Regions from separate parts of the Homo sapiens genome. Here region 1 is linked to region 2. The links are chromatin loops, found by intact Hi-C in ENCODE. Cell type or tissue: PC-3. All regions are shown on one strand. Each heading gives the region's core, and the rest is flanking DNA. Links, peaks and the distances in the headings are about the cores only. Region 1 has its middle 88 kb from the start of PLCXD2-AS1. Region 2 overlaps PLCXD2 (phosphatidylinositol specific phospholipase C X domain containing 2).

Region 1 (15,240 bases), core at 4,334-8,333, 47 kb after region 2:
GAACCGCGAATGCTGCTGTCTGATCGTTCCTCTGGAAGTTTTGTCTCAGAGGAGTACCCGGCCGTGTGAGGTGTCAGTCTGCCCCTACTGGGGGGTGCCTCCCAGTTAGGCTGCTCAGGGGTCAGGGGCCAGGGACCCACTTGAGGAGGCAGTCTGCCCGTTCTCAGATCTCCAGCTGCGTGCTGGGAGAACCACTGCTCTCTTCAAAGCTGTCAGACAGGGACATTTAACTCTGCAGAGGTTACTGCTGTCTTTTTGTTTGTCTGTGCCCTGCCCCTAGAGGTGGAGCCTATAGAGGCAGGCAGGCCTCCTTGAGCTGTGGTGGGCTCCACCCAGTTCGAGCTTCCCGCCTGCTTTGTTTACCTAAGCAACCCTGGGCAATGGTGGGTGCCCCTCCCCCAGCCTCGCTGCCACCTTGCAGTTTGATCTCAGACTGCTGTGCTAGCAATCAGCAAGACTCTGTGGGCATAGGACCCTCCGAGCCATGTGCGGGATATAATCTCCTGGTGCGCTGTTTTTTAAGCTCGTCGGAAAAGCGCAGTATTAGGGTGGGAGTGACCCGATTTTCCAGGTGCCATCTGTCACCCCTTTCTTTGACTAGGAAAGGGAACTGCCTGGTCCCTTGCACTTCCCGAGTGAGGCAATGCCTCGCCCTGCTTCAGCTGGTGCAGTGTGCGCGCACCCACTGACCTGCGCCCACTGTCTGGCACTCCCTAGTGAGATGAACCCGGTACCTCAGATGGAAATGCAGAAATCACCCATCTTCTGTGTGGCTCACGCTGGGAGCTGCAGACTGGAGCTGTTCCTATTCGGCCATCTTGGCTCGACCACAAAAAAATTTCAAGTGCATCTATTTTGCTGTTAATATAGCTTGAAGAACCCATGGCTTGACATGTTTCATAGGATTGCAGCCATGGGAGGGGTGAGTCATCAACCACGATAAACTCATGAAGATGGTTTTATAAGCTACTAGATGCGGCACAGACAGAGACAACAAGCTATGTTTTGCTAATGGGTCCTATCAATATGGGGCCCAGGCCATCTTTAGCCTATAAGCTTCATCCCAGAAACTAGGAGTCAGTCAGTAGAGTTTACTGTGATATTTTAAGGAAGAAAGGAGAAAAATGACTGCTCTTCAGAGCTGATTAGAGTAAAAATGTAATTATATATGTGCATAAATATCCTAGTGATATATCTTTTTTTTTTTTCAATGATTGTCTTAGTCCACTCAGGCTGTTGTAACAAAATACCATAAACTAGGTAGCTTATGAACAACAGAAACTTATTTCTCACCATTCTGGAGGCTGGAAAGGCCACAATTAAGACACCAGCAGATTTGGTATCAAGTGGGGATCCACTTTCTGGTTCGTAGATGGTGCCTTCTCACTGTGTCCTCACATGGTGGAAGGACAAACTAGCTCTCTGGGGTTTCTTTTGTAAGGGTACCAATCCTATTCATGAGAGTTTCAGCCTTACCCAAAGGCTCCTTCTCCTAATGCTGTCACATTGGTGATTAGGTTTCAATTTATGAATTTTGAGGAGACACCAACATTTAGACCACAACATTGAGATTTTATATATATTTACATGTATATATACACACACACATATGTATGTATGTATATCCCGTGTGTGTGTATGCATGCACAGTGAGGAATATATGTTTAGCATGTAAAGTTACTCTTTGCACCAAATGGTTTCAAGACAGCAAAATAATATAACACCTACTAAAGGCCAGGTAATTGGACATTATCCAAATCAGTCATCATGCAACCCTATAAGGTGGAAATTTTTATCCCCAATTTATAAGTGAGCAAACAAATCTCAGATTAAGTAATTTGTCTAAGGGCACACAGCTTACAAGAGATGACGTCAGATTTTGGATTTGAGTTTCTCTCTTTCCAAATTTTTTATTCTTAATCAATAGGCTATAATTGGGTGACAATCAAGAGTTCGTTGGGAATATTGTTGGTTCATAATAGCAACAATATGCAGTTTGTAGGACAAGAGGCTTTAAGGGCAGAGATCTAAATGTATCTGTCAAACAGAGAAAGCCATGTGAAGTTTCTGTGTCTTCATGCCTCTGTATTGGATTCAGGCTGTAGCCACAATACTTATGCAAAAGCATTTCAGGGGAGACATTGCTAGGCAATCTTCACTTCCACTAGGTCAGAGTTTAATGCACATAATACTTCTTGCCTTCATGTGCATGTTGCTAACCCATATTCCTGACTGATATTCTTTCAGTATGTCCACAATGAATTAAAGTTAAGACCAGAGAGCAATATAAAGTGCTGAGCAAAACTCTTTTGAAATTCACAAACATTGTCCATCAGCAGAAACCATGTTTACATTTTTAAAATTCCTATTTTACCTTACGTGGACTGTAAGATGGAATCCAAAGATCCCTCAAACCAAAACTTAGTTTCAATGCATCTTTGTTGAGATAAAAAAAATTGTCCTACTCCAAAGATACTAAATACAGGTCTCATCAATAACCATAGCTTCCATTTTCTGTCAAAGTCAAATAAAATTTTCTACTATTTTTCAATTAGGAAAAGCAGCATTTCAGATAAAAAACTAGGCTTTTGTAACAAACTAGCAAAGTTGGAGTTCTTTTTATTGAAATTTATGTTTACATGGTTATTAAAAGGTTTGTGTTGGACTGCGGGACTCATCTTACTCTGGCTTCTGGGGAGTGAACTAGAAGGCAGAAAACGTGTTCTGTTTTCTTGCTTCTGCGATGTGTATACAGTTTTTTGTTTGTTTTTTTTTTCCTGAGAGCCACGTGGGACTGGTGAGGCTGAGAAGCAAAATTTGAATCAGAGCTTAGATTAAAAAACTGAAGCAATAATTTTCTCCATTTTCAGTTTTAGTTGTTTTATCTTTTGTGATAAATTGTAGGTGAGAAGTTTGGGAGAGGGGCCAGGATGCTACTTAGTTCATTCATAGCACTGCTTGGAACCTTTAGAACTAAGTCGGCCAGGTGTGGTGGCTCACGCCTGTAATCCCAGCACTATGGGAGGCCGAGGCGGGTGGATCACGAGGTCAGGTGATTGAGACCATCCTGGCCAACATGGTGAAACCCCGTCTCTACTAAAAATACAAAAATTATCTGCGCGTGGTGGTGCGTGCTTGTAGTCCCAGCTACTAGGGAGGCTGAGGAAGGAGAATCACCTGAACCCCGGAGGTGGAGGTTGCAGTGAGCTAAGGTGGCACCACTGCACCCCAGCCTAGCGACAGAGTGAGACTCCATCTCAAAAAAAAAAAAAAAGAAAAAAAAAACTAAACACATTTGAATACTAATCCCAGCTTTGTGATCCTCCTATTCCACCTAGAACTACAGTGTTATTCAATTTTTTTGCTTCTGTCATGAAGATAATTTGAAGCTAATCATCCACAATGGGAAATGAGCAAGTGGTTCCAAAAGCAGAAGTGGGTATGGGTACACATGGGAGTGTATAAAGCTCAAAGTCTCCTTATACACGGCATTGATTCAGAAAGGAACTGACACTGTTGATGAAATTTATCACACAAGATGGGACGTGAACAAATCCTTCATCCTAAAAAGGCAGAAACTCAGAAGAGAATGACTAGGGAGAATGAGTCACTAGCAGCTGTTAAGAATCATAGTTAGATCTCTATTCCTGATTTAACTCTCTGCTTTATCTACCCCAGAGGCCAGTCGTTCTCAAACTTCAGCTGCATTCAGATCACTTCAAGGGCTTGTTAAAACAGGATTGCTGATCTACACACCCAGAATTTCTGATTCAGTACATGTGGGTGGGGCAAGAGAATTTTTAGCTCTAACAAGTTCCCAGGTGATGCTGGTCGGGGATACCACACCATAAGACCCACTGCTTTAGGCAATACCGGTTTCAGAATTGAGCCACAGAGGCCATGACTGGTTTATTTACCTGGAAAACCAGCCCAACATTTTTTTTTAATAGCAGAAAAAGCATACAAATTTATTTAATGTGTATACATAAGAAGAATTACAGAGTAATTACCCCCAGCCTGACATTTCCTTAAAATAGGTGCTTGTATGTTCACCTAAAAGGGGCACTGCTAAAAGAGAGGATGAGGGGTCAGAGGAACACATTTTATCCAAAAAGGGATGCCCCCCCAATCCCATCCGCCACATTCAGCTGAGAACCAGACCAGCGTCTTAGCTATTAGTTCATTGCATGGGTTTTGGTGCCAGACTAGACTTAGATTTGAGATCCAAGTCTACTACCTAAGGTGATAAACTTAAGTCAGTCACTTACTTTTCTAAACTGCAGTACTGGAAGGATAACACAATTGATCTCAGAGGACTGTTGTGAAGTTTAAAGAAGATAATGTTTAGGAAGCTTTAACACAATAGCTCATGTATAGTAAGGCCTCAATAAATGCTAACTATATGTATTATTTAATTATATAACTAGCATTACCATATTATTATTATATAGCCAATATGTGTAATGTTTTGACACTGTCAATAAATTTTGAGGTGTTTATCCCATTTTCAGATATTGGAAACTAAGGCACAGAAGGGTTAAGTACCTTGCCCAAGGGCATCCTAGGGAGCGCTCTGAAGTTATGCCTTGTGATGCCACAATTATCATCATTCTAATCACAGGCCTCTAAGTGTGATCTGATCCAGACCTTCCACCCAGCCCTCCCAAGAACCTGGCCACACTCGTCAGGATTAAAGGAGGAGGTATTATTTCTTCAAGCCCTCCTGGAGTCTCTCTTGGCCTTTTTTGGCTCACATACTGCTGTACGTAGTTTGTGTCTGAAATGGAAAATTTCTGTAACACAATACCCAGCTCTGATCCCCACAGACTCTCAAATAATCTTTCTCTTTTTTTTCTTTTGGTTTGGGTTAAAATATGACTTCATGTGCAAAAAAGAAGCCTCATTTCCCAGCACTCTCAGCAGATTCATAAACATTGCAGACTCAAAGCCCTCTGGTTCCTAAGAGTTCCAAAGAATTAATTCTCCTTTTTTGAAAAAGGAGAGCAATGACTAAGAAGTGAGAAGAGAAATGGAAAGATTAAAACTAGCTGCCTGTTTGGTGCAGGGTATATAGCTCTGAGAGCCCACCCTCTTCTGCACCTGCAAGAATCCTTGCATGTCTCCCAGCACTTCTACAGGCAGCCCCAAGGAAAGGCAGGGAGCCATAGCTGCACTGAGCTTTATGATCCTGCCTGAAAGTGAGTATGTTAGGAAACTGGACAATGCAAATCAAGGATTTTAGGTATTTGATTCATTGACTCCCTAGCATTCTTCTCCCCTGGAGAGTCAACTCTTCACACACTGTTTATGCTGTGTGAACAATACAGTGAATTTCCCTTGAGTGAGTTATTTCTATGACAAGTTACTCTAACATAATAGCGAACTGCAAACTGCACAGGGCTTTGGAGCCCAACTGTTTGACTTTCATTTCCACCTCTACCACTTTCTAGCTGGGTGACCTAGGGCAATTTACTCACACTCTTCATGTTTTAGTTCGCTCATCTGTAAGTGGGACTTGTCATCAACTGTACATTGTGAGATTTTCCTAGGAATAAATTACTTAATAAATTATCAAGTGCTTAGGGCAGTTCCTGATACATAGTAAGCCCCATATGTCTTGCTATTACTATTTATTTTTATTATTATTGTTACTACAACTACTACTCTACTGCAAGGAAAAGAGCAGTGCTATAATCTGAATGTTTGTATCCCCAGAAATTCATGTTTTGAGATCCTAGGTGATGGTATTAGGTTGTAGTATTAGGAGGTGATTCGATCACGAGGACAAAGCCCTTGTGATTAGGATTAGTGCCCTCATAAAAGAGACCCCAGAGCAGGCCAGCCCCTTCTACCACATGATGACACAGTGAGAAGGCACCATTCGTGAACCAGGAAACAGTCCCTCACCAGACACTGAATCTGTTGGTGCCTTGATCTTAGACTTCCCAGTTCCTAGAACTGTGAGGAATGAATTCTGTTTTTTCTAAGCTACCCAGTCTATGATAAATTGTTAAAGCAGCCCGAACAGACGAAGACAAGCAGTTATGGCTATGTTTGCTCAAGAAAATATAATGCCAAAATAGAAAGGAAGCAGTTTGGCCTTCTGGTAATGGTATAACTCTGGATTCAGACAGACCTGCACATGACCTTTGACACCGCTACTCAAGTTGTGTGACCTTTGACAAGCTATGGAACCTCTTTAAATCCACTTTCCCGTTTATAAAATGGAGATAGTAACATTTACCTCATAGGGCTACAGGGAAGATCTGATGAAGTAATGTTTGGGAAGTTCTCAACTGTTGGTCAGCAGCCCAGGAATGGTAGTTATTGTGTGGCAAACTGGTCACATGAACAAAGAAATCCATTAAGTAAGTTTCTCCTAAAAGCACTTACAACCACCCTACTTGATACAACTGACTAAAACAATCCCAACATCTGAGATTCTTACCAAATATACACAGACAGAGTACATGGTAAACTAGCACGGTCCTTTGTATATTTTTCTGTCTCCTGTGTTAAACATGGATTGTTGTTAGGTTGATAAATTGCCTATCACCCCTATTCCCAACCTCCCCTTCTTTATCAGTCACACTTTTGTCCCAGCATATACATGTTGATGTGGTGAGGTTTTGCCAGATTTCATAAAGGGAACTATGATAAAAAAAAATACCCCACTGATCTTCAAGTTTCAATTTTCAGATTATATGAAATTTGTGTGATGAAATAAAGGTTCTTGAGGAATCACAGGTAGGGCACCAGCATCATTCAATTCCAGGGGGCACTGTTTCCATCATACTGTATTAAAGCTAGGCTCCAAGGGCGCCTTTAATGGAGAACACAATAGGATGGTTGCCTCCTGGAGTTGTGCAACAGAATAGCTCTGATCTCAAAGTGCAGGAAACAAGGTCCACTGACACAGACTTGGACTCTAACCTCTCTTCTTTTTGATGAGTCAGACTCTGTCTTCCAAAAGTTAATTTATACTTGCTGAGTGAGAACTTGCTAATACCCAAGCGACATCACCATGAAGAGGAATTGTAGAATCACAGATCTGAGAGTTGAAAGACCAGCACTGGTCATCGGGTCCACCCTCTCCAGTGCCCTAGGGGAACATGCCAGTGCAGTTCCAGTTTGCCTTTGTTAATAGGGCCAAAAAAAGTCTGAGGCTTGGCTTCCAAGGAGTATTAGAGTTCAACAAATTCTCATTCTCAATAGGCAGGCGTGAAACACTCTTAACCCTTGGCTCACTCCACCAGCACATGTGTTTGAAGCCCCTTAGTCTTCACTAACGCACTTTCTAAAGAAGTAGAAGGAAGTTGTGATATCAGCACTGAAGGGTGGTGAGAAAAAAATGGATGGACCCAAACACCAATGGAAGAAGATCATGGAAAGTATTGACTCCAGAACACTAACAAGTGACTGTGCTTTTTCCTTTTATACTTTCCCCTTCTGCCACCCCCACAGGCTTCTTACACAATGTATCATACAGCACTTTAAAGCTGAAAGCCATCCACAAAATTATCTTGTCCTAAGGCACCCAGTTTTCAGATGAGAAAATGAGTCTCAGATGTCAGGCAGTGCAAAGCATCCAGGAAAGATAATCGATCCAAAAATCACTTACATTTTTAGCTGACTTAAAACGGAGAGAGAAATGTATTCAGGTCAGAGCAAGTGGCATTTTTAACTCCATTACATAAATATAGAAGCTAATGCTCAAAATAAAATGGTGATGTAAACTTGGTTCATAAACTTCTCTGCTGGGTTAGACAGTCTATGGTGACATCAGGGCTTGAAGTGAAGATTGGAACTAGGTTATATCCAGAAGTTCCCTGAGAAGGGAGGCTGAGAGGTGAGTGAAAAAATATGTTCCCATTATTTGAAACTTAAGGTGGAAAAGAAGCCAACCTCTAATCAATAATGTAGATTTACTTTAACATTTCATTGTTGCCATTTCTTCTTTTATATGCACACACACACACATACACATACACACATACTGCAAATCAGAAGAATAGAAATCTGAAGTCAAAACACCAGGATTTTTAATTTACTACCTGTGTCATCTTTCTCAGTTTCACATTGTCTTTTCCATAAATTAAAATTTATTATAGTGTCTTTCTTACAGCTTTGTTGTATAGATCAAATAAGATAATGAAGTGTACCTGCTTTGTAAATCATGAAGCAGTAATTTTTAAATACCTTTTTTCAAGAACCTTCTTAAGAATCTGATTAAAGGCCAGGCATGATGTCTTATGCCTGTGATCCCAGCACTTTGGGAGGCCAAGGCAGGTGGATCACTTGAGGCCAGGAGTTCAAGACTAGCCTGGGCAACATGGTAAAACTCCGTCTCTACAACAACAACAAAAAAATTAGCCGGGCATGGTGGTATGCACCTGTAATCCCAGCTACTCAGGAGGCTGAGGCAGAAAAATCGTTTGAACCCAGAAGGCAGAGGTTGCAGTGGAACCCAGGTTATGCCACTGCACTCCATCGTGGGCGACAGAGTGAGACTCTGTCTCAAAAAAAAAAAAAAAAGAATCTGATGAAATCTAAGAAACCTTACCAAAATTTTTACACGTGCATAAAAAGAGTTTTGCATGTAATTTCATAGGGTTTTCAGACATTCTGAAGACACCAATTTAACACCTGCTTGGATAGTGCTTACCAAATGTAGAATATTCCAGCCTGGACAACACAGTATTTTTACAACATGGGATAAATTAAGATGAGTCATTTATTTATTTGATAAACGTTTACTGGACCCTTACTAGGTAGTGCGGGCTGCAGAGGCACTGATATCCTTGTCTTTCAAGAGTTAGCAATCCAGGTTGTGCGCAGTGGCTCATGCCTGTAATCCCAACACTCTGGGAGGCCAAGGCAGGTGAAACACCTGAGATCAGGAGTTCAAGACCAGCCTGGCCAACATAGTGAAACCCCATCTTTACTAAAAATACAAAATTACCAGGTGTGGTGGCACGTGCCTGTAATCCCAGCTACTTGGGAGGCTGAGGCAGGAGAATCGCTGGAACGTGAGACGCAGAGGTTGCAGTGAGCCGAGATTGTGCCATTGCATTCCAGCCTGGGCAACAGAGCCTGACTTCATCTCAAAAAAAAAAAAAAAAAAAAAAAGCAGTCCAAAAACAGTATTAAAGCAAAGGAGTCTCTTTACATGCATTATATCAACTGAGAAAGTCACCTTGCTATGGCATCTGTCCCCAGAGCTCCAGTGTCTGGTTACTCTGTTCAGATGGAGGGTAGTCTGGGTGTCTCTGATTTGAGACAGAGAACCTGCATACAGAAAAGTCAAGGGACTTTTCCAGTGGACTTGGTACACAGAAGGATTTGGGTACAGATGAGCAGAGAGAAGCTGTATTCAACTTTGGCTCCTCATAATCTCCTGTCTTGAACCCTTCATGTCAGTGAAAAGACATCTGTAAACATCTGTCGTTCTTCCACATTTCATTAAGTATGCTTCTTGTAGATTGTTGACACCAAACTAGTGAATCAAATATCTGATGACATAACTTAGAATTGGAAACAGGCATTTTCACTATAAGCAGAAGTTTCTAAAAAATTCCTGCCATGTAGGGTTCAAATCATTTCACCACTTTCTAGCTTTGGGAAGCACACACAAAAAATGTATTTTTATTATCTGAAAATCAGGATGATAATCATGACTTCCACATTTAGCTATGAAATTAAATAATTCCTCTGAAGTACTTAAAACTGTACCTGGCATATAGTGAAAGCTCAATAAATGATGATTATTATAACTGTCATTGTTCTCATTCTCAACAGCTATCTCTTACCCTTGTAGGTATTCTTACCCTTGTAGGAAGCCCATTGGTTTTACTGGCAATGGAAAATATGTTTTGTTGTAGATGCTATTTCCTAAAATATTATGATTTTTTAAATGTGGCTACTAAATTTGTCTATAGAGATGTTAATTTTTGTCTTGACTTAGGTTTGATTTTCCAAGTTCCTGCTTGGGTTGTATATGAATAGGGTTATCTAGAGGAAGCAGGTAGAAATTGTTAAGAGCTGGTAGGATGTGATAAAGGTTGAGATTTGGAAGTTAAATTTGAAAAAACAGAATCAGAGAGAGGGATGATTGATCCTGATTAGGATTGTCTAGAAGAAAATGAAGAAAAGGTGAGAGTTGATAGCCACAAATAGGGGAGTTTCCCCTATTAGAAAGTACCCAGGAAAGCTATTGTTTGCCCTGGCCATTGATATTCAGGCAAACTACCCAATTTCGTTTTAGGTGACTTTGATAGAAACTGGATTGCAAGAAGAAGATAAAATTTCTTCATGAACCAGAATGAGGAAGTGGTGGTATACTCAGAAGAGAACTAAGGGATTCAAACAAAAAATCCTGTTGAGTCCACCTGGATTTGATGGTGGGGTTGCCTACCTATAGTTTGTAACAAATGTTTTTCACGTTTAAGTGAGAATATTATTCTCTGTAAACAGCAGACTACTATTATGATGGGTGTGTAGAGGAGAAAAATGTAAGAGGACAACTGGTGAGAGGTGTAGTGCTAAAACTATGGCCTGCAGAGGAGCTCTTTTCTATTTGCAGACCTAGCCCCAACCCATGAATGAAAACAATAGAAATGATCTGCTATAAGATTTCAGGGAGTTTAGGGGAGCTCCGGAGAGCTGTATGTCCACACATCAGCCAGCCAGTCCGTCCCTCACCCACACCCTCGGATCCTGCCACAAATATTTGAATCACTGCCATAGCAATGTTCATGGACCCATGCCAAACAAAGGTCCATACGACTGCCTGGGATTTAAATGTCTTCCTGTGTAATCTCATCACCCAAGTCCACCCACGTACTTGGAGTTTGCTCTGCCCTGCCAGCTTCTTTTGCATTGTCTAGCTGGACCTACATTCAGAGGTCCTTGGAGACAATGCTTGGATTCATGTCTGGAATGCTTCAGCATACCATTGAACCCACTCCCACTTCATCATTGCCTGGGGAAGAGATTCACAAGTGCCCAAGGAGCCCACTGGTTGCCAATGAGCAATTTCTCGAGCCTTTAATTATGGGCCAATGAAAACAATGCCTTTAGTGAACTGCTGCCTCCCTTTCACCTCTGACCCATGGTCAGACACGTGACTGTGAGTGTTGCCAGATGGAAATTGTTAGTGAAGAACCACATTTAACAGAACTTTTATTTATCAACTGAGAGCAGCACTCATCAGTTATCCTGTGGGCTTGAGCTGTGTTTAATATATAAGTAACCTCAATATTGTATGGGCAACACTATGGGTTTGGATGAGGATTGGCCTATGAAAGAAGAATTTGTCCCCTCCAAGTTCCCTTATCAAGCACTAGGAGCATGAAGAGTATGGAAAAACCAGTCCAAATTATTAGGTAATAATGTTCTGGGAGGCAGCCCAAAGTCCAAGTAAATATTCTCACTTGTGTCCAAACCCTTGCTTGGCAGCTCTGTCAGACACTGTCTTTTCCCCATATTCTACCATCCTAGAGAGTAAAAGACAAACTCTTACCTCAAAAACCCCTGCCAACCAAGTATTCATTATCTGTCTTTCCCTCATCTGAACAGTTTGTAGCTCAGATCAGGTGTTTGTTGGAGTCTGATTACTCTATTTTCAAATAATACAGCATACGACTACAGTGCTGATAGCAAGTTTAAGAAGGTTCAACCTAAGGGAAGAGTGATGTTAGGGAACTGGAGTTCCTCAATTCCAACATTTTCCAGGTCTAAAAGTGCACTTTGTAGAAAAAACAAGTGCTTACATTCTTAGCTGTCTGGATGTGCAATATTATCTACAACCTACAGCCTTAGAAACTTTTCCTTTGAACTCGTGTTTCGTTCCATCTCTAAACTGTATGATCTTTAGCTGCTCTATTCAGTAAGTATTTGGGCAGATGGATGCAAATTGATGAAACACATATGTTTAAGACAGAGATTAAGAATGCTGCTGGGTTAAATATATCTGTGTAGTGATTTCCATAAGTATCTTAGCTGTTCAGACAACATAGATAAATTAACCCATAGAATCCATTGTTGAATTTTAGTTACTTTACTTTTTAGCGTCTCAGATAATTTTACCAAATTTATGTCACTTTCCAGTATTTCTGTAAAATATTTTAGAGAAAAAGCAGGATCTTCAATTCATTAATGGAAAACTGATGTAATGAGAAAAACAGGCCAGAGCCACACAGCTGAGAGTCATTGGTTGCATCTAGAAGCCCATGTTTCCCTTGTAGAAGGTGCTTCCTCTGGGAAGGGTGCTTATTACGTCATCAATGTATTTTTTCCAGATACCAGGCTCTTTTTTGGGATATGGGAACTCAGCCTGGGGAAACATTTACTATCCCTAAGCAAGTACTTAGATCTTTGTAAGAAAGCTCATTATTTTTTTTCTCCTACTTTTCTGATGTGTGTATTTCCCTTTCCTTAGAGACTACCAATTAGTAAGATTGCAAATTTAGTTTGGCATCTAATTTATTTGTTACTATTTTTAATGCAAATGTTAAGTGGGCTAGCCTCTGAGAATCTGTGATTTTTATGCTGTTGTTCCCCAGACACAACAATTCTCTTGTCTAAGTTAGTGCAACACCTACACAAACACAAAATATGCCAGGTTATAAGACTACAGACACGCACTTGGGAAAATGCTGTGTAGTGTATAAATTACCATAACTTGTGTTATTATAGGAATCTGTGAGAGAATTCATATCACTTTACCCATTTCATAAATGGAAAAACTTACTCAGAGATATGAAATGACTTCTCCAATATTACACAGTTCCCACCTCACAGAGGTAGAACTGGTCACCAAAAGTAAAAATCTTACTTCTCAGTTGAAGATTTTGCCAGGATATGCCGTAAGACTCTTCTTAGAAGATGAGCAAAGGGAGACAAGAATAAAAATCCTAGTCCCAGAGGGCTGGTCAAGGATCTGACCACCTGCAGAGAAGAATGACCCCAGAACTAAACAGTGATTGGTACGAAGCCAGTCAGCTGTAGCAAAGCAGCCAGGATGAGGCAGCTTGAGGAGAGATGTGGAGCCCAGCCGCCTCATGGCATGCAGGGGTTTCTCCCAAGGCTCTGCACACACCATTGTGCAGCTGCCCCTTTCTTTAATGTTAGTTCTCATGAAAGTTCCAGTGCAGATGAAACTGTCAGCATCTCAGCAATCATGGGTTTTGAGAAAGAAGAAGCGGTGCCTAGCTAAATGTATTTGTTTTCTAGGGCTGCCATTACAAAGTACCACAAATGGGTGGCTTACACAACATAATTTCGATTTCAAAATGTCAGCAGCGTTGGCTCCTTCTGAGGGCTGTTTGGGAGAATCTCTTCTATGCCTGTCTTAGCTTCTGGTGGTTTTCTGTTACACTTTGGCTTTCCTTGTCTTGTAAATGCATCACCCCATCACTGCCTTCATCTTTTTTTTTTTTCTTTGAGACAGAGTCTTGCTCACTTGCCCAGGCTGGAGTGCAGTGGTGCCATCTCGGTTCACTGCAACCTCCCCTTCCTGGGTTCAAGTGATTCTCGTGCCTCAGCCTCCTGACTACAGGTGTGTGCCACCACGCCCAGCTAATTTTTTGTATTTTTAGTAGAGATGGGGTTTCACCACGTGGGCCAGACTGGTCTCGAACTCCTGGCCTCAAGTAGTCCGCCTGCCTCAGCCTCCCAAAGTTCTGGGATACAGGCATGAGCCACTGCACCTGGCCACTGCCTTCATCTTTATATGGCATTCTTCTGACATACACATATGTGCCTGTGTCCAAATTTCTCCTTTGTGTAAGGATGCCAGTTATACTGGATTAGAGTCTACCCTCATGACTTTAACTTGATCACCTGCAAAGACCCTGTTCCCAAAAAAGATCACATTCACAGGTACTGGAGGTTAGGACTTCAACATCTTTTGGGGGGACACAATTCACCCAACACAAAAGAGTAAATGTTTCTTCTTAAATGGAATCTCCTAATTCAAAAATAGTCATTCTTCACATGCTTATTTTAGTGTTACTTACCTCAAAACATAAGGATTAACTGTCTTTTTTATAAAGTTCAATTTTTTCTTGTTAGGTTTTTAAATTTTTTTATATTTTGACAAATAACCCTTTGAATTTGGTATAAAATACCTTCTGCTCCTCAAAAAAAAGACTAATGCTGCATTGAAATGGAAGGCTGCAATCATTATGAGAATTTATTACTCCTTCTTACTTGAACTGTGAACTTTCATTCACATCACTGAGAACAAATTATATACTTAAAATGGCTCAAAACCTATTGTCTTTTTCTTACTGTTACTATTTTTCCAGAGGAGACCCTGTTCAGAGGAAGTTATTTTCCAATGTGCCCTTGGAAAAGTTCTACAAGTAGTATTTTCAAAAGGACTTAATTTAATAATTCTATTTTTTAAATAAATTATATTTAGACTATATTAACAGAAAGATTTTTAAAGTGGGGTTGGGGAGAAGGGAAGGAGTAAAAAGAAGGAAAAGAAGAGGAAGAAGGCTAAACCTATGAAGGGGAGTAACCATATAAATGACTAAGGCTACAGGTTTTTGTTTGGTTTAACCCCAAAGCTGGAGGGCTTTTTAAAGCTCTCTCCACTCTCTGGTCCCTGAACTCAGAAATGCCTAGATCAGCCCTGCCTGGCTAGATTCTGGGAATAACATTTTTCTTGTAGAGGAAATTGTACCAGGGACCTAGCCAAGTCTAAATTATCTTTTTGGGTTTGCATTGGCATTTTTCTTGGTTCAAATTCACAAGTAAAGGTTGCCGCAAGAGAATATCCAGGGTCGTTTTCTTTACCGAAGGGCTTAGCTATACCTATAGAGCTTATCTGTTTGCCTTGACTGTCCATGGACCTCAGGGAAAGACATGATTTCATAAACACCTCATAGAGCCCATCCCTGCACACTTTTTTTAACAGGCCCCACAGGCCTGCACCCCTGAAGGAGGGTTGGTGTGTATGAGGAATGCAATTTGGATTTTCTTCACAGAGACGTGAGAATTCCTAAGTTGAGGCCAACAACTCCTCACCTATCCATTTCCACTCATGTGCAAATCATATATTTCTGATTCTCAGCACTCCTTTCTTGAGTTTAAGTATAGAAGCAAACAACTTCAGTAAACAGATAGGTAAGAAGTTTTATGCTCTAAGGATTGAAATTGTAAAGGTCTAAGAACCAGTCCTTATTGAAACAGACAAACAGGAATCTCAGTGCTCTGATAGCATCGCTCGAA
Region 2 (14,545 bases), core at 10,406-14,405:
CAATATGTAATATTTATCTTTCTGTGCCTGACTTATTTTGCTGAACATAACGTCCCCAGGCTTATTCGTGTTGCTGTGAATGGCAGGATATCATTCTTTTTTATGGATGAATAGTATTCCAGTATGTGTTTATACCACATTTTTTATCCATTCGTTGGTTGATGAATATTTAGGTTGATTTCATATCTTCACTATTGTGAATAGTGCTGCAGTAAACATGGGGGTGCAGGTATCCTTTTGATATATAGATTTTCTTTCCTTTGGTTAAATACCTATTAATGGGGTTGCTGGATTGTGTAGTAGTTCTACATTTAGTTTTTTCAGCACCCCCCATACTGTCTTCCATAATGACTGTACTACTTGACATTTCCAACAACAGTTACATACATCTCTACAGCTTCACCAGCATTTGTTATTTTTTGTCTTTTTTGTTTTTATAATTGCTGTTGTAACTGGGCAGGGATGATACCTCATTGTGGTTTTGATTTGCATTTCCTTGATGATTAGCGACATGGAGCATTGCTTCCTATGTTTGTTTACTATTTATATGGTTTTGTTGTTGTTCGTTTGTTTGCTTGAGACCAGGAGGTTGAGGCTGAAGTGAATGACAAACATCTTAAAAAGACAGGGTCTTACTCTGACCCAGGCTGGAGTGCCGTGGTACGATGTTTGTCATTCACTTCAGCCTCAACTTCCTGATCTCAAGCAATCCTCCCACCTCAGCCTCCTGAGTAGCTGGGACTGCAGGTGTGCACCACCACTCCTGGCTACTTTTTTTGTATTTTTTGTAGAGATAGGGTTTCACACATGTTGCCTAGGCTGGTCTCAAACTTCTGGACTCAAGCGATCCACCAGTCTCAGCCTCCTGAAGTATTGGGATCACACTCATGAGCTACCATGCCCATCTGTGTGTCTTCTTTCTGAGAAATGTCTATTTAATTCTTTTGTCCTCTTTTTAATTTGATTATTTAGTTTTTTTGCTATTGAGTTGTTTGAATTCCTTGTATATTCTGGATATTAGTCCTTTGTAAGATGAATAGTTTGTAAATATTTTCTCCCATTCTACAGGTTGTCTTTTCGCTCTTGATTGTTTCCTTTGCTAGGGTGGAGACGTCAGTTTAATATAGTCCCATTTGTCTATTTTAGTTTTTGTTGCCTATGTGTTTGAAGTCTTAGCTGTGAAACCTTTGCCTAGACCAATGTCTTGAAGCATTTCTTCTATGTTTGCTTATAGTAAAGTTAAACAATAAAAGAAGAAGAAAGGTACAAAGAATATACAAAGTAATTAGAAAATAATTAACAAAATGACAAGGACTAAGTCCTCATCTATCAATAATAGCCTTAAATGTAAATGTTAAATTCCCCAATTAAAAGATATGGACTGGCTGAATGGATTAAAAAAAAAAAAGACACAACTATATACTGCCCACAGAAAACTCACTTCACCTGTAAAGGCACACGTAGACTGAAAGTAAGGGATGGAAAAAAATATTCCACACAAACGGAAACCAAAAGTGTGCAAATTAGCTATACTTATATCAGACAAAATAGACTTTAAGGCAAAAAAAAAAAAAAACACAAAGAGAAAGAAGGTCATTATATAAAGATAAAGTGATCAGTTCAGCAAGAGGATATAACAATTGTAAATATATTTATACACCTAACACCAGAGCACCTAGATTTATGAGGCAAATATTATTAGAGTTAAATAGGTAGACTCCAATAGAATAATAGTTGCAGACTTCTTCAGCATTGGACAGATGGATTATCTAGAAAGAAAATCAACAAAGAAACATCAGACTTAATCTGCACTATAGACCAAACAGGCATAACAGACATTTACAAAACATTTCATACTATCCCTTTGTTAAGACAGAGGAACAGAATGTGCGTTTGGACCATTTAATAGCAGTTTTGGCTCATTGAGGTACGAATTCAAAAAGAGGGACATATTAACTAAACTGTGTTGAGCCCATCGAAATGGTTAGCTGATCTGTCAATAAATCATTCCTACTGACTCAGACTTTTACAATAGTAAAATAATATATACAATTTTTTATATATTTTAAAAACATAAAAAGAAAGCAAGTTTAGTTTCTTGAAATCCTGCCTTTCCTAGAATTTAAATCCCTTTCTCGGCATTGTTGAGATAGACACAGTGTTTTCATACCCTCTGTTTCAATGATGGCATGAATAAAGTGGATATACCACAACAAAGCATTCTTCTATAAGAGACACTTAAGCATTATCTCCAGTTTGTCTCTATTATGAATATTCTTTGGCAGACATCTTTGTTTTCCTGAATGTTAGAGTTTATTTCCTCAGAATAGCTTTCCTGAAATGAAATTACTGGAGCAAATTGTATGAATATTTTAAAGCCCCTATTTTCAGCATATTTCTAAATAGCTTTGCAAAAGGATATTTATTAATTTGCCTTATGCCAGCAAAATATATGAAAACTATAGTATTACCCCAGGCTTAACAAGCTGCTACATTACTTTTCTTTGTGTTTATTTTATTCCTAGCAAGCTTGGCAAATTTTGCTACTATTCATTTGCAGTTTTAGTATGTTATTTGGTGCTTAATTTTTGTTTTGTTTTGTTTTCTCATCAATTGGCTTATTTTTCCCAGCTCCCGTCTCATCTGCTTTCCTCACCTGTATTCCTTTGTACAGGCTCACATGATTCATTCAGCTACTGGGTGGATGAAAAGTCCCCAGTGGGGCCTGACCAAACCCAAGCTATCAAACGCCTCGCCAGGATCTCCTTGGTGAAGAAGCTAATGAAGAAGTGGTCTGTGACTCAGAACCTGACATTTCGAGAACAGCTGGAAGCTGGGATCCGCTACTTTGACCTGCGTGTGTCTTCCAAACCAGGGGATGCCGACCAGGAGATCTACTTCATCCATGGGCTTTTTGGCATCAAGGTCTGGGATGGGCTGATGGAAATTGACTCGTTTCTTACACAGCACCCCCAGGAGATTATCTTCCTGGATTTCAACCACTTCTATGCCATGGATGAGACCCATCACAAATGCCTGGTTCTGCGGATCCAGGAGGCCTTTGGAAACAAGCTGTGCCCAGCCTGCAGTGTGGAAAGTTTGACGCTGCGAACTCTGTGGGAGAAGAACTGCCAGGTAGGAGGGAAGGAGAGATAAGCTTCCAAGAGCAAGAATTTAACTCTTCCTGCTTTTCCTGTATTGCCGTCTGTAAAATCACTCAATCCAGGGCTCTTAGGCTAAAGAGTGGATTGTTTGGAATATTAAACATATGCAAACTAGTTCCTGGGCTCTAGAATAGGTTCAAGGGCCAGGGCTAACACCTGCCAAATACTTAAAGCTTGTCCAGCAAACTGTTTGACATCTAATTGACTTTTAGTGGCCTGGCCAGAACCAACCAAGGCAAAGTTGTAAAATTGGGCCAATAGGTCATTACTATTCTCTGTTTCCCGAGGTCCATTTTTACCCTTCTGGTTCCCCTCAGGGATAGTCTGTTCCATCTTGCCTTCAACTCAATGTCAGATAATCCTGGCCAAGGTATCGACTGATTAGGAAAAGTATTAGCTGACTGAAACATAGTGATTCATCTCAGGAGTGTTAATATTATAAAAGTATTTGGGTCTTAGAGGGAGAGAGAGTTAAGGAAGGAAGAGCCTGTTGAAGGGGCTGCAGCCTGTAAGAGCATTCCATAGTCTGCTTAAGTTGAGAAGAGCCTGCCAGCCTAGGACCATGAGGGACACGCTCAGGAAGAGGAATGTGGGCCTCAGATATATTCCACTCTGATCCTAAAGGATGACAGTAGGAGAAAAGAGCTTCAGGAAAGTGTTTAATTTACACTCTCTGGAAAAAAAAAAAAAAAAGACATACCTTTCATTCAAAGTTACTCACTTGCTCAGCAGATGCATTAACCAAAACAACTTTACGAGGCAGATATTTTTTAACTCAAGGAGGAGCTTTTGATTAAAAATAGTTTAAAGGTTATTCACTTGAAAATATTTATTAAACACCAGGTACATGCCAAGTAACCTCTAAGGACTAGGGATAAATTAGTAAATAAAATAGACAAAGATACCTTGCCCTAATGGAGCTGTCATTCTGGTGGAGGGAGATAGATCATAGATAATAGAGATAATAAACATACATATATGTGTGTGTATGTGTCTGTGTGTCACATATATACATATATGTATATTCTCTCTCCATATATGTGTGTGTATATACACACACACACACACGCACACACACACATAAAGTGTTAGAAAGTGATAAGAGCTATGGAAAACGAAAAGGTCAAGCATGGTGAGAGGGAACCAGGATTCTGTGGGTTGGAGGATTGGTTGAAATGTTTAAAAGTTGATCAGGAGAGGCTTCATTGAAAAGATGACATTTGAAGGGGTTAATCACATGCTTATTTGGGGGCAGAAGAAGCAGGCAGTGCAGAGACCCAAAAGCAGGAGTGTCCCTGCCATCTTTGAGGAAAAGGAACATGCAGTATGGCTGTAGAGCAGGTGAAGACAGAGTAGTGAGAGGAGGTCAGAGAGGCGACTGGTGATCATGTGAGCCTAGAAGGCCCTGTAAAGACGCTAGCCTTCACTCACTCTAAGCGAGGAGAGTTCTGGCACAGGATGTTGTGGCCTGACTTAGGTCTTAATAAGATCTCTCCGGTTGCAATACTAGGAAGAGACCAGGGCAGGGGGATTGGGCAGAAGTAAGGAACCCAGTGAGACTGTTAGTGGCAAGTGGTCAGATTTTGCATCTGTCAGAAGGTAGAGCCGACAGGGTTTCCTAATGGATATGATTTGGGGTATGAAAGAACATGAGGATTCAAGGATGAGTCCCAGGCTTGGCCGGAATAACTGGAAATACCAAGTTGTTTTTGCGCACCCTGAGAAGTTCTAAATGTCTTCGACACCACGGAGGCTTCATGAGTTAACTCTTAGTATCTGCTAAAGTCTATCTAAACAAGTTTCTTCACTAAGACTTTTGTAAGTGATATTTTGCTAAATATTTATCACACCTCTATACCATAAAAGTAAGTTTATATCTGTTCATGTCTAACTTGGAGAGACTTTTTCCCAGTGGCATTTCTCTTTTACAATATGAGATAATGGTAACAACAACTAATGTTTATTGAACCTTTACAATGAGCTACGTACATGGATTAACTCATTTGATCCTCTCAGTGACACCATGAGATGGGTACTTTGTTATTGTCACCATTTTACAGATGAGGAAACTGAGGTATGGAGACACTAAGCAACTCACCCGAGAGAAACCTGGGCAAATTTTAAAATCCTAGTTAGTGAGAACCAGGATTCAGTCGCAGGCTTTCTGGCTTTCCAGAGTTCTTACAGCTTCTCATGCTCTCTGAGGGGTATTTAGGCACATTGGTGTTTTTCACAACTGGTGTTGTATATTAGGCTAATGAAATACTTTGCTTTTATTAATGAGCCCCTATTATCAGAAGATCTCAGAGAATTAGCAGAATGGGAGAAAGGGATGGAGAGCTTTGGAATTTGGGGATTCGGTTAAATTTGAGTACAGATATAATTTTATACACAGCCAGGATTGAGATGGGTTGACATATTGCATACTAAACTGCTTACAAATCTGCAGGAGTAAGGGGTATCTTCAGGAATAAAGAATAGTGTAGGCAGTGAATTTCTAACAGTAGAGTGATGATCTATCATAGTTTTTTAAGCATGGGCTAATTTAACTGTATTATCCAACTACAAATACTTCTAAAGTTATGAAGGAAAGAGACTGTGATGATATCTCAGAAAAAGGGAGAGCATCATCAGTTTAAATCCTAAGATCCCCCTGTGCTCCCTTCTTTCCCATGTTTTTCCTGCCACATTTCTTCTTGAAAGCTAAACAGGCTGGGTGCGGTGGTTCATGCCTGTAATCCCAGCACTTTGGGAGGCCGAGGCTGATCATCTGAGATCAGGAGTTCAAAAGCAGCCTGGCCAACGTGGTGAAACCCCATCTCTACTAAAAATACAAAAATTAGCTGGGCATGGTGGCACACGCCTGTAATCCCAGCTACTCGGCAGGCAGAGACAAGAGAATCGCTTGAACCCAGGAGGCAGAGGTTTCAGGGAGCTGAGATCGTGCCATTGCCCTCCAGCCTGGCTGACCAGAGTGAAACTCCGTCTCAAAAAAATAAATAAATAAAATAAAATAAAGCTAAACAAAGAGATTTCAAACAGAGGCACCAGTCATCCCTGCTACTGCCAGGGCAGAGTTAAACTTTAAATATTTTTCATGTAATGAGCTGCCTCACATGTAAGCCCCTGCGTATTTTATTACTACAATTTAGTTGAAAGAAGTATGCTACCATTCAGTCAAATTTCATTTACTTAACATGCAATTACATCATAGCCATAGGTATATATTTATTTGTACATTAGTGGCTATGGGTTTTGAGGGTACAATGAGTTAGAGATTTAATCTACATCTTGGAAGTATTTAGGATCTTAATAAAATGGTAAGAGTACATAACACTAGGGAATACGAAACAACTGATAGACAATTGCATGATAAAAGTGCCTCAAATGTTCTGTACTATATGAAGAAGGGGATTTTGTAATAAATCAGTTGAAAAGTAGAACGTAGCATTAAGTCTATATCCCAGAGGCTCCAAGTAAAAGAATGACCAGAATAAGAGGAGGTCCATCAAGGAATCGTTCTTGAAGGAAATGAGACTTTTAATCTGAGTCTCAAGAGAAAAACTGAACATGAACCACTGAGATAGAGAGGAGAGTATTTCAGAGAAAAACACAGCAGACAGAGGTTGGGGGGAGAGGGAGGCAGATGCAAAACACAGGCCCTGAGTGACAGTTGCTGCACCTAGATCCCTGTACAGTGGGAGTTGGTTTGCAAGGCCGGCCTCCCCCTGTAAACAGAAATTCTCCCTGTAACCTTTAGGGTCAGATTGCTCAAGAAGGCTCTTGAAGAAAGGCATAAAGACCCTTTTGGATAATTTGTACTTAATGCACTTTTTCCAAGGCAGAGTAAAGAATGGCACAGTCCTCTCGTTCCCTGAAATGTGGCCCACGGGCAGGCCCAAGATGTGTCTGACAGGTCCTGTCACAGGGCTGCACCGCCTCCCACCTCTCCCACGGTCCACTGCACAGGACGGCTTTCCTCACAGCCCCCAGGCTTACCACCTGGCCAATTACACCTCTACAAGGAAATCCTCCCCTTCCCCCAGGCAATCTGCTTATCATGAGCCTGTGATTAACCTCATTAACACACCGGTTTACCACAGACGTCATTAGCAGTCAGTCAGACATTACTCAAAACCATTAGAAACAACAAGAACAGCCGTTACCCAGTTCAGTGCAACCAGCCTGGTGCTCCCCAGCTCTGGGCCTTGGGGAGCAGTTAGTCAGGCACCTTAGTCACGAGCTAAATGCACACCGGAAATGAGGCTGACATCCAGAGCTCTTGTTCTTGGGTGCCCGGGAGGATTACCCTCTGTGGCCAACTATCCGGGGATGGCAGTCCAGGCCTCGTGAGCATGTGCAGGGCATTCCTCCAGGAAAAGATTACTAGTGCCTGGGACAGGGAAAAATATATTCCTTTAGAAACCTTCACAGCAGAGCTCTGAATTGGGACGATCAAAATAGCAGTTTCCTATCCCACAGCTGCCTCCCAGAAACTAATTAATGCTGTGGATGTAGCTTGCTAATTATTTTCAACATCACCACCATCCTGAGCGGTCCCTGTGGAGGCCAGTTGCCTCTGCAAAGTCTCCCCTGACTCAAGTGGCACACTCCCCACTCTCCTGGGAAGGGCAGTTCCAGGCAGAGCCAGCACACACGATTGAAAGTCTATTTACCCACAAATTAGTTCAGTGTTTTTATTTCAACTCCAAAAGCTGTCAGTTTTGTAATTACAGGAGACATAACTTCTAGACAGCGCTTGCTGCTCAGCCTAAGAGTTCTCAGCCTGAGGTCCAAAGCTTCCCCAGAGGGATATGAGGGTAGAATTTAAGAAGTCTTTAAATTTGGATGGGAAAAAAAATACATATTCATTTTTACTAAAATTGAACTGAAAATTAGTATACCCATAGATTATGAGGGCAGGCGGTGACCCACAACAATCTTAGCCCTGCCTGATTTTTATCTCCCTAGATGCGTCCATCTCACATTTTGGTTATCGCAGATATCTGAGATACCACTTATGCTTATCCCTAACTCACAGTTATGGGACTTATTAGACTTACAACAAAATATTTTTATTGAATGCATTTATCATGCAGCACATACATTAATTTATTACAAACTTATTTAATATATTGATTGCTATATTTCCATATCATAGATTTTCTTTGTAATCCTGTATATTGTATGCATTCATTTAACATGTAATTCTGAGAAGGGGGTCCATGATTTTAATATACTTCCAAAGGTATTTATGCCAACAAAATTAAGAATTTTTGAGTCAGACATATGGCAAGTGCTCTGTAAATCTTTGCTGATTTCCTAAAAATATATATTAATATAAACAGTTCTTGACTTTCCACATATGATTATATTTTCTTGCCTTTTTCCTAGCAGTCCGTATAAAACGGAGGAGTTAACATTCAGCATTTTTATGGATTGCTCTCCTTTTTGTGTTTTGAATATTTCAGGTTCTTATTTTCTACCACTGTCCCTTCTACAAGCAGTACCCCTTCCTGTGGCCAGGAAAGAAGATTCCAGCGCCCTGGGCAAACACCACAAGTGTGCGCAAACTAATCCTCTTCTTGGAGACCACTCTGAGTGAGCGGGCCTCACGGGGCTCCTTCCATGTCTCCCAAGCGATCCTCACCCCCAGAGTGAAGACCATTGCCCGGGGCTTGGTTGGGGGCCTCAAGAACACGCTGGTTCATAGGTAAGAATTTGCTTCCACCCCACAAGGAAAGCTTTTTAAAAAATATTTATCTTGATTCTATTCTGAGTAAATCGCAGTAAAGCCATGTAGTCTGAGGAGTTAGAAAAACAACAAAACAAGCAAAAAACTTTGTATTCGAGAAAACCATGCAGTTGAGGTGGATTGTATTAACAAAGGCTCTCTAAACACTTTGTTCATAAGTACACATCATACCATAAATACTGTACTCTCTAAATTTTGCTATAAGGCAAAGCACATTGAGCCAACACCATGTCTGTTCACTCCTGGTACCTGGCCACATGGGGTCCTGCCTGTGCCTCGCAGCTGACCCAGGCACTCATTTAAGAAGCATTCAATATAGGCTGCTGTCCTAGGTGCTAAGGATTCAGAGCTGGCCCTTCAAGAATTTGTTCTCCTTTCCATGGTGACCATGAGTCACTGAAGAAGCAGCTTAGGATGCCACCCACCATGCCCATGCTGTAGCTTCAAATACTTCCTCAGGGCAGAATTGAGCCTGGTTGTACAATTAGATAGCAGAAGCTTCAGTAATTTTGTATCAGATGGTGTTCCTTATCCCGGACACCAATGAATGATAGATGTTCTCAAGAAAAAGGATGGTTTATTTGTATGCGTGTTTGTGTGTGTGCGCGCACATATATGTGAGTGTGTGTATGTATGTGTCTATGTACCTGTACATGTGTATGTGTATATGTATATGTATAAAAGGAATGTTATAAATACATTTGGATAACAGGGAATCCCTTGCAATCCAAGCTAAGGAAGCTAATACGTTTGGGTAGCAAAAGATATTTACAAGAATCAGTTTGGTCCCTGAGTTTCAGGTTGACGAGCAGAGTTCAGATAATGAAAGATTCATCCAAAAACATGTTTCTATTTATTTGGTCCTGAGTTTAGGTAACATGAGTTCAGATAACAGGAGTTCACCTAGCAGGAGTTTAGACAGCAGGACTAGATTTTTCTTTCTTGGTGAGAGCTCCTGATTATGTCAACCATGGACAAAACCAGAAAGTGTTTTCTGTGTGGCTCTACTAAGTCTTGACTGAATTCATTATGCTGAACTTGGAAAAGTGAATTTTATAAACCAGCACTATATCTCTTTGAAAGATCCCGAATTAGAAGCTTTATTGTTTTAATAATATGTTTGTGTATCCACACTGTTTTCCTCATGCCTCTGGTATATTTGTAGATCAACATTATTTATATATTCATTCAACAAACATTGAGCACCTAGGAAGAGCTAGGTACAAAGATTCAAGGTGAATATTATACTGTCTGCTGTCAAGGAACTCACAGTCTAGCAGCAGAAACTGGCATGAAAATTTCTATAAAGCAATGTGAAATACCACTGTGAAGAAGTCTGTGCAGACAGCCATACTAATAATGGAGAGGGAGTATTTAAAAAACTAAGGATAAGTTATATCTGTATACCATATTCTGAATATCAAATGGCTTTTTGCAGATGATTTCATTTGATTCTTAAATCAAGTCAGCCTCTAGGATGGCACATTGTCTACAGCATATTATCATCCCCTCTTTAGATGGGATTCAGGGAGCTTAAGTGACCCCAATCCATACAGCTAGTAAAAGTCAAGAATACCTCTCAGACTCTGGCCTTCTGATCGTTAGACCACTGCCCTTTTCAGCGTTGGACACTGACTTGGATACTGCATATTTTTGTGCTTATTCTTTTCTGTTCCACAGGCCTGCAGTTGTCTTATTAGTACCTGAATCTGGTAATATCTCACAGGTTATAACTAGTAACCCACAATGTCACAAAGCTTTTCATATCTGTACATTCCTAAAACTTTAATCTGGCTGCAAGTGAAACATTGGCTCTTTCCTTTATGATGAGAGATAATGATGTTGGCATGCGCCCAAAGCCAAGGGATCCTACTATGCCAGAGCCCTTGCACTACTGCTAGCAGCAAGCCAATGTCCCCAAGCTTGGAAAGATACTTTCTTTGGCATCTCGCCCCCCTGCCGGCCATAAGAATATTGCAAGTATGCATGCATTCCTAGTCCTGCACATCAACTGAAGGAGGAAAATATAGCTCTGGTTGAGTTTGTTCCAAAAGGCCAGTGCAGAGTGTGGCTGTCATTTCCTCTGGGCTGTTGAACAAACATAGGACCTTCCCCTGTGTGCCAACACCCAGAGGGTCTGTCCTAACAACTGGTCGCTGGCACTGGTGGTCAGCTCAAACCAAGAAAAAAAAGACAGGGTATATTTTCTTACAAATGTAGAGGTGGTTTCTCGGCAGGGATTTAACCCCCTAACTCTTCGATAAACTTTGGAGCTAAGATCTTGTTCATTTTGGTTCAACACCGTAGAAGGAAGCCACAAGAAATATAGCCATTTGACTCAATTTCCATGGTGGTTTCTCCCAGACTTATAGAAACCTGAAATTCAGGTTCATGGCACTCTCACTGAAATCATATGAAAATGCTTTGCCTAAGCTTGAGGACAGAGCATCCATGAACTCTATAAGGGAACATGGACTGAAATCAGAAGGCCTGAGAGTGCAGCCTGACATGCTCCCTGTTCCAGGGTGCATTGTGTTGTGCCCCGTCCCATCCCCGCCATCCCCAAGCTCACATATTGAAGTCCCAACTCTCAGTTACCTCAGAATGTGGGTACATTTGCAGATACGGCCTTTAAAGAGGTAATTAAGTCAAAACGAGGATATTAGGGTGGGCCCTAATCCAGTCTAGCTGGTATCCTTAAAAGAAAAGGAAATTTAGACACACAAAGAGACACCACAGATATGTGTTCACAGAGGAAAGGCCATGTGAGAATGCAATAAGAAGGCGGCTGTCTGCAAGCCAAGGACAGAGGCCTCAGGAGACATGAAATCTGATGACACTTTGATCTTGGATGTCCAACTTCTAAAACAAGAGAAAATACATTTCTGTCATTTAAGCCAACCAGTATGTGGTGTTTTGCTATGGTAGCCCTAGCAAATCAATGCAGTCCCTGAGCAACAGGGTGGCCGTGGACAAGTTTTCTGAGGTCTCTGAGCTGTGGTTTTCTCACCAGTTAAACAGGATTAATAAACCTCATCAGATTGTAGCCTTAACATGAAAATGCCAGCCACAGTGGCTGGCAGAAAATAGACATGCCATCCCTATTTGTAAAGACACCCAGAAACACTATGGACCACCCTTGTTCCCAGCTGGGCCCCAAGGTCAAAGGGAAGTTTTTAACCTCCTGCTCTGCCATCCATGGGAACTGTTGCCTCACGGGCCTGTCAGCACTGTCAGGTTCAGCCTTTTGCACAGATCCCTTGTCCTGGTAAATACCAAGAGCTGAGAAAATAAAGTAGCTCCTCTTCACTGTGGGTTCTGCATTTCCCCTTCTTCGTACTTAATCCTAATTATTTGATCCTTGCCTTGGAGAAGGTTGACACATGCTACCCGAAGCTGACACAGAACTCTTTGTCACTGGAAACCACAGGTACATACCTTTCACTGCATTTCTCTGCTCAGGCTCCAGGGATCCTCCAAGGTGAGGAGGCTCTGGCTGCAGTGACTGGAGTTACAAGCCTTTAAGGCTCATTTCCCTGTAATGACCAGCAGAGGGCGCCTGCACCTCATACTTCAACACTGACTCAGGCTTTTAAAATGAAGTCTTGAATCTATCAGGTTCAGTACTACTGTGTCCTTGGTGTGGTTCCTTGTGTATCCTTGGTCTATCTTTAAGGAAGTCTGTATTTGCAGCTTCTCACTTCCAAACCACAACATGTTGTCACGTAAGCAGGAGGATGTGACCTCTTTAAGGTGTAGTTTCTTACTCCCAGCCACCAAATATTTCTACCTCACACTCTTCCAGTTATGATTCCTTACCTTTTTTTTTTTACCACACTTATCATATCACAGAAACTCTTCTAAACACTTTACATGTATTATTTTGTTTAATTCCCCAAAAATCTGTATGAAGCATTATTATTATCACTCTTCAGGAGTCCCCGTTCAAAATGGAAGTACCCCTGGGAGGGTGATCTTTTAAGTCATAATCAGCTATTAATATAAAAATATAGGCCAGGCGCAGTGGCTCACGCCTGTAATCCCAGTACTTTGGGAGGCCGAGGTGGGCGGATCACCAGGTCAGGAGATCGAGACCATCCTGGCTAACACGGTGAAACCCCGTCTCTACTGAAAATACAAAGAAATTAGCTGGGCGTGGTGGCGGGCGCCTGTAGTCCCAGCTACTCGGGAGGCTGAGGCAGGAGAATGGCGTGAACCCGGGAGACGGAGCTTGCAGTGAGCCAAGATCGCGCCTCTGCACTCCAGCCTGGGGGACAGAGGAAGACTCCGTCTCAAAAAAAAAATAAGATGATGGATAGATGATAGATAGATAGATAGATAGATAGATAGATAGATAGATAGATTGATTGATTTATGATATGTGTTTTAGCCCGTGGCTGATTGTAGAGTCCACTGAGAGAGGGAGGAGACCCAGGACTGATTATAGTTATGGTAAGAGAAAAAGAAAGAGGAGAAGGACAAAATGCTACCAAGGCCTGAACAGGGTTGTCTGGAAAACTGAGAAGTCAAGATATGTGCTGAAAGAAGGGCAGGCAGCATCAAGGGAGAGTTTCTTCTGTCTTCTTTAAAGCATTCTCAGCCTACTGAGTATGTATTGAGCTGTTTTTACTATGATGTAAACTGTGAGTACACTTTATTGCTTTCTTCTCTATGCTGCCTGTGGTAGTTTACACTTACTATTAATGCAGAAATTATCACATTGAATTTTCATTATTCCTTTATGTCACTAAATAACTGGCTGTCACCTAGGAAGCCTTTGATTAATAAAATGAGACTGAAAGACCGTTAGTGAGACAACTGATTAAGTATTGGTCTATTAAGAAGCCACACTTAGTGATCGAATAACTGTATATCCATATGAAAAAAGTAAGCCTTGACCTCCTACTTTATACCATAAACAAAAATCAATTTGAGATGGTTCTTAGAGCTAAACCTAAAAGCTAAAAACCATAAAGCTTTTAGAATAAAACATAGGATATGTTTGTAAATTTGGAGTGGACTGAAGTGGTTCTTAGATCACAGAAGCCATAAAAGAAAAAAAATGGACAAATTAGAATCTGTAAAAATTAAGGAATTCGGCTCATGAAAATATGTCACTGAGAAAACTGACAGACAAGCTATAGGCTAGGAGAAAATATTCACAAAATATATCTGACAGAAGACCAGTATCTAGGCTATATAAATAACTTCTACAACTCAACAATTTTTTTAAAAGAAAATGAAAAAATGAGTAAAAGAATTGAACAGATAACAGTTTTACTCATAATATCCAAAAAACTGGCAATAGCCCAAGTGTCCATCCTGCCAGTGTAGGAAACTGGATACACAAACTGCAGTATATACATACAATGGAATTCTCTTCATTGATTTTGAAAGGCAACGAACTACTGATACATGCAGCAACGTGGATGAATTTCAGAACAATTATGCCAAGTGAAAGAAAACTCACGTGAAATAATACATTTTTCATGGCTTATATGAAGTTTTAAAACAGGCAAATCTAATCTACAGTGGAAAAAAAAATCAGTATAGCTGTTGCCTCTGGGAGAATGGGGCAGGTGTTGATGAGGAAGGGGCTTGCAGGAACTTTCTGGAGTACCAGTTA

What was found. A loop is a pair of places that touch in the nucleus more often than their neighbours do. Peaks named below come from ENCODE experiments on the same cell type or tissue, not always from the same donor. Only the 100,000 strongest peaks of a DNase experiment are listed, where the experiment ranks them.
Region 1: a loop joins it to region 2, with 2.4 times the contacts of the local background. A loop is called at or near these places in 5 of 110 quality-filtered maps.

Annotation. Positions count from the first base shown.
Region 1 is chr3:111,757,925-111,773,164 of GRCh38, forward strand. It overlaps a transcript of PHLDB2 not described here. Among named protein-coding and RNA genes, the nearest start is that of PLCXD2-AS1, 88 kb to the left of the region's middle. In PC-3, for the core only: a CTCF peak has its summit at 6,809; a DNase peak (open chromatin) is centred at 6,967; H3K27ac peaks cover 46 bases.
Region 2 is chr3:111,705,252-111,719,796 of GRCh38, forward strand. It overlaps PLCXD2 (phosphatidylinositol specific phospholipase C X domain containing 2), which reads left to right. Exons shown (of 4, transcript NM_001413064.1): 2 at 2,675-3,135; 3 at 8,636-8,877. Among named protein-coding and RNA genes, the nearest start is that of PLCXD2-AS1, 35 kb to the left of the region's middle. In PC-3, for the core only: CTCF peaks have their summits at 10,878, 11,077 and 12,464 (motif pointing right); DNase peaks (open chromatin) are centred at 10,880 and 12,470; H3K27ac peaks cover 1,658 bases.